Linked DNA regions of Homo sapiens: region 1 is linked to region 2. A link is a contact called in ENCODE Hi-C or POLR2A ChIA-PET data. All regions are on one chromosome and are shown on one strand. The core of a region is the stretch at or near the end of the contact, and the rest is flanking DNA. Distances in the headings are between cores, read along the strand shown. Region 1 has its middle 190 kb from the start of RAD51B-AS1. Region 2 has its middle 110 kb from the start of RAD51B-AS1.

Evidence for each region. A loop is a pair of places that touch in the nucleus more often than their neighbours do. ChIA-PET counts read pairs that join two places held with the same protein, here RNA polymerase II (POLR2A). Pooled maps may share reads with other maps.
Region 1: a loop to region 2 is called in a map of endothelial cell of umbilical vein, with 2.4 times the contacts of the local background. The contact joins two enhancer-like sites. A Hi-C loop is called at or near these places in 5 of 168 maps with a recorded cell type or tissue (CD4-positive, alpha-beta T cell, astrocyte of the cerebellum, endothelial cell of hepatic sinusoid and 2 more) and 1 of 50 pooled maps. POLR2A ChIA-PET finds 5 or more read pairs at or near these places in 8 of 52 experiments (CD4-positive, alpha-beta T cell, CD4-positive, alpha-beta memory T cell, OCI-LY7 and 5 more).

What each region holds. Positions count from the first base shown.
Region 1 is chr14:68,492,230-68,498,306 of GRCh38, reverse strand. It overlaps a transcript of RAD51B not described here. Among named protein-coding and RNA genes, the nearest start is that of RAD51B-AS1, 190 kb to the left of the region's middle. Within about 2 kb of position 2,731, at least 4 of the 41 ENCODE cell types and tissues checked have a DNase peak (open chromatin) inside an H3K27ac peak, as active enhancers do.
Region 2 is chr14:68,575,390-68,580,789 of GRCh38, reverse strand. It overlaps a transcript of RAD51B not described here. Among named protein-coding and RNA genes, the nearest start is that of RAD51B-AS1, 110 kb to the left of the region's middle. RefSeq lists an enhancer at 4,217-4,386. Within about 2 kb of position 2,734, at least 16 of the 41 ENCODE cell types and tissues checked have a DNase peak (open chromatin) inside an H3K27ac peak, as active enhancers do.

The DNA of each region.
Region 1 (6,077 bases), core at 1,482-3,981, 82 kb after region 2:
TTCAACTTGTCTGCTGAGGGTCCACTTTCTCTCCTTTCTCTGCCTGCATGTTTGTGAAAAATTTGTGTCTTCACGTGGAGACTATGAGTTTTGTGTGCATGGAACAGAGCCCTCTAGAAGGGTCTTGTGCCACTTTAAAATGTGACTCCCAAAAAATCTGACCTGTGCTCATACATTGCTGATGGAAATACAAAATGATTCAGCCATGTGGAGAATAGTATTGCAGTTCTTCAAAAAGTTAAACATAGAATCACCATATGTCAAGTAAATCCACTCCTAGGTACATACCTTAAAAAATTGAAAATAGGTTTCAAATAAATACATGTGTATGCAAGTTCATAGCAGTACAATATTCACAATAGTTGAAGGGTGGAACCAGCCCAAATGACCACTGACGGATGAATGAATGAACAAAATGCAGTATATCCTGACAATGCAATATTATTCAGCCATAAAAAGAATGAAGTACTGATGCACGCTACACCATGGAGGAGACTTGAAAACATACTAGTGAAAGAAGACAGACACTATATGATTCCATTTATATGAAATATCCAGAATAGGTAAAGCCATAGCAACAAAGTAGATTGGTGGGTTTCCAGGAGCTGGGAGGAGGGGGAAATAGGAACACTTGCATAATGGTTATGGGTCTTGCTTTTGGGGTGATGAAAATATTTGGAACTAGACAGAGATGCTGGTTGCACATCATGATATCTAGTTGCCACGGAATTGTTTACTTTAAAATGGTTAATTTCATCTTATATAAATTTCACCTCCATCAAAATGAAATATTTTAGAAAGAGAAAGTTAAAAAAAAAAAACCTATGTGTTCCACGAACACAACCCAACCCTTGCTCTCATTCCCATTTCCTGTTCCCTGTGTGCCCATTGTCAGTGCCATGGTATCAAATCAGTGCCCATTGTCAGTGCCATGGTATCAAATCAGCTTATGATGCAGATTACTGTTGGGCTTGTTCTTGATCCTACTTGTGAGATACATCCTCTAGAATTCCATGACTTAAGCTGAGTCTACACAGTAGCAACCAAATGTTTTAGCAGAGAACGATGGGTGTTTCACCACAAGACTCTTTCCCAATATTTTGTTTCTGTGGCAGAAAAGCGGATTTTTCTTGGCAAGATGAACAGGTTTGCACATTTATCTGTCTCTAGGAATTTCCATAGGCTGCAAGAAGAAAAAGAACATGAGTGTCAAGATACCTAGAAAAAGATGTTGAAGGCTTGCATAAAGCCTACTGAGGCTAAAACTGTTGTTTATTGAAGTTATGGGGAAAAAAGTTCATGCCCCCATTCTGTTTGTTCCAACCTCATTTGAAGAGTTGAGAGAGAACTTGTAGTTTCGTGCTTCTAGAACAGAAAAGATTTGGAATTTCAAAGAGAAAAATGCCCATAGGGAGAACTGGGGACATGGAGATGCCCTGTGTTAACTAGGGCAGAAAGTTGTAGTCTGTTGATGGAACTGTCATTTACTCATGCACCTGAACCCTTGAAGTCATTCATGAGGGTGGAAATCAGCTTCTTCCAAGCTCCTGTTAATGTTGATATTTTGACCTCCTCCTATGAATCACGAATGTTCTTAATGGAATTCATTCATTCACTGCATATGGTCCTGCCATGCGCCAGAAGGCAATAGGCCAGGCCACTGGATGGAGAAGACCCCATCCCTGCCTTGCTGCATAAGCAGCTCAGTGAAAAAGCCAGGCAGACATACCAGGAACATCACAGCCATACGGCAAGTGCTCAGACAGAGGTATCAGGCCATGGGAGCACCAAGGAGTCACTGCATCTGGGCCCTGTCAGAGGTGGGGACAGTGGACCCCAGTGTTAAAGGAAGATGGTGACAGGAGACCAGCATTACAGGCAAGTAAGCACAGCATCCACATTGGCCCAGAGGCATGGACACAGGTGGCATATCTGGGGAACACTGCTGCAGAGAGGAGAGGAGGGAATATGGCTACAAGAGGAGAGGAGGCTGCCGGGGCAAGTTGGGGCCAGGCTGGAAAGGGTCTTACATTTGACCCATTTTTTCCGGTGACTTTTTCCTTTTTATAGGAACAACAGCCAAATATTTGTCATAAATCATTTTCCTTCATCCTGTCAGTAGCCCCCTTTTACCGATGAATACACTGAGGTTCAAAAAGGTTAAGTAATTCCAAAGAGGGATGGACACATCACCGTTTGTGCATGTTTGACACACTGTTTGTCAATGACTGAGTGGTTACTGCTGGGGGAAGGCAGGATGGAAGGATGGGACCAAAAGGACAAAGGCGGCTTTAATTGCATCAGTAACATTTCATTTCTTAAGCTGGGTTTCGGTACATGGATGCTCTTTGTGCCTTTTTGTGTGAAATTTTCATAATGACTCTTAAAGCCACTGGACTTGCGTGTTAGGGCAGCATCTTTGCTTGAAAGGAGGCAGTGTCTGAGGCTGAGGGTCCCTTGAGAACACAGGGGCAGCCCTTAATATCCAAATGCTTGATGGGTTTTTCACTGTGGTTAAGAGGTAAGTCACTATTTATTCCACCTAGTCAAGGCCTCAGAGCTGACACTTCTACAGAAAAAGCAGGACAGACAGGTTTGATTCTCCTGGTTCCCTTGAGCAGGAACTGAATGTTTCCCATCTAGGGGCATATGAGCAGAGAGGAAGGGGTCTGAGCCCCACAGTGTGTCGTCAGTTACCACTTCTACGCGCTTGGCAGCCCGTGCTTCGAGTTCCTTTTCAACTGCGTTTCCCTTCAAGTTAACACTGCTTCCTCCGCTAGAGCATCCTGCCCCTCCAGCCTAGCCCTGAGAAGGAGACCCAGCCCCCTGCCTTCCTGGCATGCAGAACTTAAAACAAGAGCTCTCTGCCATCGGACATCCTTACCATTTCCAGCTATTGAGTATAATCAGGTGTGCCAGGATCTGATTTCAAAGCCAAAAGCAAAGGGGCTCGGAGGAATCCTCTCTCGGTTGCGCCAGTGGAAGACAAAGGGGTCTGAACAAACAGGATGCACTGAGAGCTGTAGAGAGCACTCCCCAGCAAGTGGGGTGGGCAGGATGCAGGGTTGGAATAGTTGACCTGTAAGCCTGGGTGTTGGCATGTGAGGCAGTCATGCCCAGGAGAAGCAAGGCAGGGCATGAACAGATGCTGATTCATCTGACAGCCTCTCTGGATGGTTCCTGGTAGACAGTCATGCTCTTCCAGGGCCCAGGGAGTTATATAATCTCTGCCTGAATAGAAGATCCCGACTCTGGCCGTTCACCTTGCAGAGAATGCTGACATTTCTAGAAATCAGAGAAAACCCACTATGCCTTGTAGGGCAGATGAGCAGTACTCAGGAATCTACAAGCGAGTCAGAACTGATGCGCTGTGGAGCTGGAGAAGACCCACTGGTTGCACCCCAATGTCTGGGTCCTGATGGATCCATTTTTTTCTGTCCCTGTTTCTATCTCTTATCACATACTCTGCTTGCTGGGCTTGGGAACCTACATCTAGTAAACTTTCCCGATCATTAACTGGATAAAGAGTTAAAAGTCATTCCAGAGAACACGACCCTTCTTGGGAGGCTATAGTCCGAGGGAAAATTTCAGTATTTCCTTTCTCTTTCTCACTGCCCTCATTTTTATATGGCAGGAATTGGAGATGAAAACAAATGTAACAAACCCGACTTGAAGGCAAACAAAGATCATCAAAGGCAACAAGAATAGGAAGCAGCTTACAGTGGAAAGAAAGTGCCCATCTAGACTGACGCCTCACTGATGGTGAAACTTAGTGGTGCTGCCCCAGTTCACCGTCTTTCAGAGATAGCCTTGTTGGTGTTTTCAACCGGGGGTGCTTGGAGTATTGCCCACAGACACCTCTGACTGTTAGAGTGCCTCGGGGAATGCTCCTGGCATTTTCTGGATGAGGCTGCAAGTACAAATGTCCTCCAGTACACAGGATAGTCACAAAACCGAAGAACTACCCCCACCCTTTTTCTAATAGAGCAGTACTGGTGAAATTGGTCATTTTTTTTTTTTTTTTTTTGAGACGGAATCTCACTCTGTCGCCCAGGCTGGAGTGCAATGGCGTGACCTCAGCTCACTACAACCTCTGCCTCCCAGGTTCAAGGGATTCTCCTGCCTCAGTCTCCTGAGTAGCTGGGATTACAGGCATGTGCCACCATGCCCAGATAATTTTTTTTTGTATTTTTAGTAGAGACAGGGTTTCACCATGTTGGCCAGGCTGGTCTCAAACTCCTGACCTCAACTGATCCGCCTCCCTCGGCCTCCCATAGTGCTGGGATTACAGGCATGAGCCACTGCGTCCAGCCAGAATTGGTCATTTCTGACACTCAGCTGAACCTCGAGCTCCTCCAACCTGGAGCCTTTGAACATGAAACCTATAGAGAGAGTCTCTGAAAAGAATCCAATTCTAAAGGCCACTGTTGGTTCTAGATGAAATAAAAAGCACACAGAAAATGAAAACCCGCCTGACATCTATAGTTCATCAATTGCCTTTAGAGGCAACTCTTATACAAACTCCAAAATTCCCAAGAGAAATTCTAACCTGGCATAAAGCATTGGGAGATTTATGGATATGCTTTCTCCCAGGGCTAGAGTTCTGGGAACCGGAGACTCAGAGGCTGCCTCTCGGCTTCTATAAAATAGGTCTGGGACATACATTAGGTTGTTTTGTCCCCATACAGTGTAAATAGCTGACGCGTGACACTTCAGCAATGGCTAAAAAATAAAATCCGAGCTAATCGTGGGTATATGGAAAGCACAACAAATGTGCAAGTTGCAAATGATTTCTATCTATGTAAAATGGCAACATGATTGGGGCTCTTCTTTAGTATGGCCAGGGTGGAAGCTGAGTATGAGGTCCTTGGGGGAATTCTAACTACATGAAATTGAGTAACTAGGGCTGTTTTTTTCTTGGAGGGAGCAGGGAGAAACCAGCAGATACCATCCAGATTTTTCTTAAAAGGAGAGACTTGATGAATCCATCATTCTACTCATAAGCAAATGCCTTTCACAAAGAATGTGAATTCTAGTGAGATTTTGAGCACAAAGCTGCAATGTCTTTGAGAACTTGATTTATGATTCAAGATGAACTGCAGCTAACTCTGGGGTCATTCGGCCGGGGGGATGGGAAGGGCAGACCCATTAATCAAAAGGTAGCAGGGGACCCCTCCAGGTGAGCCAAATGCACAAAGGGAGGAAGTGAGTCCAGGTGGAGAAAGAGACCCCTCCCCTCATCTCCGGTGTCGCTGGGAGACAGCTCTGCTTCAGGGAAGCTCGGAGGGATGCTAATGTACATTCTCTCAAAGGATCAGAGAGGCTGCAGCTTGTCTGAGAAGAATTTAAATCCTGGCTCTGATCACGAGCTGTATGACATTAAGCAAGCTATCTAAATCTGAATCTTGGGCCCTTCCAAGATGGGGATAATGGTACTTGCCTCAGAGGGTTGTTAGGGAAATAAGCAGGCATTTACTGAGTACTTAATACATGCCAGGCTTGGTATGAGGTCCTGGAGAGACAATGGTAGAAGGGTTGACAGTTTCATGAAATCACTTCTATAGTTCACTAGGCACAGACACTGCCTATCATTTGGTAGCTGCTCAACAAATGTTACTTCCCTTCCCCTTATAATCTGTACCACTAGGCACCTGCTATGTGCAAGCTATTGTGTAGGCCCTTGGACCTGACATCAAGTAGCAATTTGTAACTTCAAAACTGGTTTCACACACAAGAACAAATGTCAGCAGTTTTTGCACTTGCTCGTAGAGAGATAGCAGGAGGGATTTTGAGCTCACAAATCCCTTCAGTTGTAGCAGCCCTTCTTTTATTGATGTTATATCCTGGACTTCTAAGAAAGATCCAACCTATTTATTGCAGGTCATTAATATACCTGACACTGCTCTAGGTGCTTAAGAAAAAAATGAATAAATCAAAGACGGCTGCCCTCCAGGGCTTATATGGTAGCAGAGAAGACACAGAATGAAGGGTAAACATTGTGAGCTATTGATTATTTATTACCTTGTATAGCGATAAGTACTTTGGGAAAATATAAGTAGAGCAGGATGGGGGTAAGC
Region 2 (5,400 bases), core at 1,485-3,984:
AGAGAGGTTAGAACAGAACCTTGGGGAAATGGGGCTGGTTGGATGGGTCTGAGAGAGGAAAATAACTGAAAGGGAAGAAGAGAGTCATGGGCACCCAGGGAGGGGACAGTGGGAGGTGTGGGGCAGGCGTGTGCACCTAGGACGGCAGGGGTTCAAGAAGGGCTACAGCTAAGAACAAAATCAGTGGAGGTGACTGAGGAACAGCTGAGTGGAGCAGCAGGGGTGGAATAAAGCCCACGTGTATAACAATGTCTCTTCCACGCGGGTCACTGTCCCAAACACTTCCCACTCAGTGACTCACTTCATCTTGCCCAGAGTGCCCATTTGCAGATGAGGAAGCAGAGGTGCCGAGCACTAAGTAGTCCAAGGTCACACAGCTACTCAAAGGTAGGACAGGCCTCCTCCAAGGTCACACAGCTACTCAAAGGTAGGATGGACCTCCAACCCTGGGAGACCTGCTGTGTGCTAAGCTCTGAGATCAGGCCAAACCACAGCTGGCCGCAGGGCAAGCAGGAGGCGAAGAGGTGGGGCAGAGTGGCAGGCCTCCCTGACAAGGCTTACACTGAGAGAAACTTCCAGAACATGGAGGAGAGAAAATACACTGAAAGAGGAAATGAGGGGGAACCGGGAGCCCGGGCCCTGTTTTGTCCTGGGATAATGGTAGCCAGCGGGGGTCTCAGGGCAGGCAGGTAGGATGGCTGCTCTGGAGGAAAGCAGTGCTTCATAGGCAGCACCTTTCAAAGTCCCCTTCGAAGCTCCATGCTGGCATTGCGGGCCCTTCCCTTTCCTGTCCCCCACCTCCACTTGCGGGCACCGCCCCCTCCCACACCTTCTCCTTCTGGGCAGATCTTAGGGCCCTTGCTTGACTGGGCCTGGGCTGGAGACGTGGAGGCATCTGCCACACTGAGTCTCTGCTGCAGCCGACGGTGGGGGCACAATGCCCGTGAACCCCATGACCATTTTCTCTCTTCTATTTTCTTTCCTGGACACTCTGACAGTGGGGCAGCCAGCCTCCTTGGAAAGAACATGGGTGGGGAACAGAAACTGGGGTTGTAAGGTATGCCCCACGCACCAGGCTCAGCTCTCTCCAGGCTGATTTGGGAGCTGCCGGTGTGTTTAGGAAACATGCAAATGGGCTGCCAGGTAAAATATAGACCACCCAACACAATCTGGATTTCAGACAAGCAAGGAATCATTTTTCGGTATACATATGGCTCAAATATTTTATAAAACACACTTATACTAAAAAAAGTATTCATTGTTCATCTTAAATTTAAATTTAAATGAGTGTTTTCTATGTTTATTTGCAACATCTGGCACTCTATCCTCAAACACAAACACCCAGCCTGCCTCCCAGGACTTGGTCAAAGAGAAGCTCAGGCTGCTGCTATGCCTTTGATCTGGTGCACCTACGTTACATTCTGTGCTCCAGGAATAAAAGAAATCTCTGAGCTCCCTCAATTCACTGTCTGAGAAGTTAAGAAGTCCCTCCTCTGGATCTCCATGGGTAGTAATGGAGGGGAGGGAGAGAGGAGTTTGGTGATTTGAAAGCAGCTGGACAAAGGACTTGAAACAGAATACTAGGTGCTTCTGGGAGGCCCCTAGAAGCAGAAGTGACTTGACTGTAGACTCTTGAATTTTCAAGGTGAGGCCATGTGTGCAAAGGAAAATTGGTGGTGTCGTCACCAACATGGAGAGTCAAGAGAGCTGAATCTGGCATCAGTGACTGCCAGGAGACCCTTCTGGGCCCTACTGTGTGTCCTACCTCTTTACTCTGCACAGAACCATGGAAGGGGCCAGAGAAGAGGCTACTAAGGGTGGATGGGTAAGGCCAAGCAACTTATCCAGGTCCACACAGTGAGCTAGAAGGAAAGCAAGCCTATGACCCAGCCCCCTGAACCCTTGATATTTCCAGAGAGCTAGGTCTTGGGAAGGTCGAATGACACACCCATTAGCTATCCCTTGAGCATGCTTTCCTCCTTTGTCTTGTCACCTCTCTGTCTGCCACGTGTTGGAAGGCACATGGATCTGGGCAGGGTACCTGAGTCCAGACCACTTTCCCTGAAATTCCCTTCTGGATTTTGGGCTTCACCTTCCTGTGATCTATTCCTTCCAACTTGGTCTCCTTTATATCATTATAAGGGCCCTTTGCCTGTGAGTCAATATATCCTTCAAGGAGAGAGGCTATCCAAAGACATTCAGGACCTGGGGCTCAGGTGTGAAGTGTTGTCTGTTGTCTCTTTGCTTTATACTAATTGCATAGGAAGTCATGTGTGAGGTGGGCCGGCAGATTCTGAAACCTCCATGAAAGCTGCCATGTCATATCATCCATGGCGGGGAAATTACTTTCTTTCTCCTTTTTTTGTTTTTGTTTTTTTGAGATGGAGTTTCCCTCTTGTTGCCCAAGCTGGAGTGCAATGGTGCAATCTCCGTTCACTACAACCTCCACCTCCCGGGTTCAAGCGATTCTCTTGCCTCAGCCTCCCGAGTAGCTGGGATTACAGGTGCATGCCACCACGCCCAGCCAATAGAAAAGGGGTTTCACCATGTTAGCCAGGTTGGTCTCGAACTCCTGACCTCAAGTGATCTGCCCACCTCAGCCTCCCAAAGTGCTGATATTACAGGCATGAGCCACCGCGCCCAGCCATTACGTTCTTTATCTTTGCTTTTCTTTGCTTTCACTTCTGTTAGCAACGAGTTTCAACAGCCATTGCCACATAGTGTTGCATAGGCAGCAACGTGTTCGACAATGTGCTGTTGACAAGCACATACCACAGAATCAGGAAGACCAGTAAGTATTTCAGGAATTTGCCTGATGGAAATGACTCAAGTCTGGGGCCAGCATGAAATCCTATAAAGCAGTAAGGACACCCACCATTCTCCCTGATTTGAACCTACCCTTGAGGACATGTCTGACTCCATTCATTCACTTAATAAGTACTTATTGAGCATGTACACCACGGCAGGTAGGATTCTAAGTGCCGGGGACACAACTTTGAGAAAATAGACCAAGTCCCTGCCTTTAACTGTGTGTGTGTGTGTGTGTGATGAGAGAGGTGATAAACACAAATGTATCTGGTAACAATAAGTGCTATATAGAAAAATAAAGCAGGGGCTGGGCGCGCTGGGAGGCCGTGGTAGGCGGATCATGAGGTCCAGAGTGGGATCCAGGCTCAGTTGTGAGGAAGGTCTGAAGTGAAGGGAGCATGTTGAACCCTGGCTCATGGCTTGTGATTGAGAACACCATGCAGTGACCAGCCTAGGATTCCATTTTTTTTTTTTTTACATAAAATCAGATGAATAATGAGTAAAAGCACATGAATAATTTTACATTTGACTGTGGAAGCATCTAAACTAAAGGAGGGAGAGAGGGTTGTTCTTGGTTATTCCTTTTTGAGGCTGGGCCTTCATCTTCAAAACCTTCATCTTCAAAATGATTAAAATTGTAGACAAGGCCACAGGATGAGAAGGGTCCAGTGGCTTGGCTCTAGTTATCCTAGGGAGGGGCAGTTCCTTGGGTGTCCATGAACTCAGAACGTGCAAACCTAGTATTGCCTCCCAACTCTCTCCCGGACCCATGTGTCTCCTTTTGAGTTACAGTAATAATGGAGAACAACTGGGCCCTCTGTTTTTAGGCTAAAGGTCAAGACCAGAAAAGACTTGGAACCAAACTGGAAATTCTGCTTCCTTCCCCATAACTCCCTGTCAGCTTGTAAGCACCTTCTGTTCATCCAAGTTTTGGAGAAGACATTGGTCTTGTGTTCTGACAGACCCTGGCCTCCCAAGCTTGCTTTCCAGGGAATCTCAGCAAACCACAAACGGAATGCCCCTGTTGGTTCCGCTTTCATCTACCATTTTTTTCCTAAATAAAACACAATGAAATATTTTATCTTGATCTTGAAATACTTGCACACCAGGACCTGCTGTAGAAGATCCCAAGGTAACAGAAAGTTCATCAAAGAGCACAGACTCTGAGTCAAGAGGTGGAGCACCCAAGCTAGGTTCACCTCTGACCCCTTCCTTACTAACATCATGCCCCTGCGTGAGTCCAAACCATTTCTTGCCTCCAGTGCAGCCAAATGACAGAGGTCAGAAGGGTACCACTGATCTGATTGTTAAGAGGCAAAGATGACTCATACCCTAGAAGCTCTAAAGTACCAAGGCCTGGGTCCATCCCTAAGACTGTTTCCCTGCATTCCCCAGGGCTGGCATGCCTGGATGCTTTAGCATCTCCATCTGGAAACAAGACTCATTCCTCACTAAGTGCCATGGAAAGGCTGCAAAGACACTTTCCCTAGAACAAGGGTTTTAAGCTTTATGCATCCTCAACCTTCTAGTGGGGGCTTTACTTCTCATTCCCCAAAGCCTCAAGGTCCTCTGGGTTGGGGGTGGCAGGCAGGTCTGCAATGGTAACAATCCTAATCACGAAAAGGAGGAAGGTGTCCCCTGTGCTTATTTTTCTCCATTTGCCTTCTCCCTTCATGTTCATTCTCTTCCCTTTGGTGCCCTGCTCTGTGACCCCTGGGGCTGAGTGCTAGGAGCTGAATCACCAGCTTCCTTTGCCTCTAGCTTCCTTTTGTGTCCGGCAAATGTGAGGTACAGGCAGGAGGCTGGAGGTCAGGAGGGTGTCTCTTCCCCTGCTCCCTCTTTGCTCTGGTGCTTGGCTATGGCAGGGACTGTGGCCCTTGGGACCACTGCTCTCACCAGGTGGCCACCTCTATGCTGCCAAGACTCACCAGGCCCCAGTCACACTATTTCCTTTCTTTGCTCCTTTGGCTGAGGGCTGGTATCATCTTCCCACTATTGCTAGTTCCTGGGTGCCTCAACATTCCTGTTGCTGCCCTGAACCCTGCCCGTCCATCTATAAGTTGTGCCTTCACTACATTCTTCTTAGTCAAATCCTTTTGAAAAGAACTCTGTTTCTTGCTGGGACCCTGATTAATATATCTTTCTATATGTATTTCAAAATAAAAACTACCCTAAACGGTAAGGTAAGTATGAGGCTTTCTGACACTGACTCTTTTGAAGCTATGTTGGTGTCCAGAGGATGAACTTGGCTGCCAACTGGGGCATGAGCCTGGGTGCAGGGACTGCTGCTCCTGAAGCTTCTAGAATGAACAGGTCAGGGGCCCTGGGAGTTGCTGAGCCTTCCTCATTGGGAGAATCCCCATTCACCATGGGTGTGTGGCGTTGGGGAGGGAGAGGGGAGGAGATGGAATTATTTCACAATCTACCATGCCGCAAGGCTCTGGGATTCAACGGTCCATTTCAATTTTTCAAATGGGGCCTAAGACCCAGGGAAGAGGCCACAGAGCCCATTTCAGTCCAAATCAGCCAGACCCCAAACCTTTACAGATTCTCATCCTGGGGAAAATAAAATCTGGTGACTGCCAGAGAAAT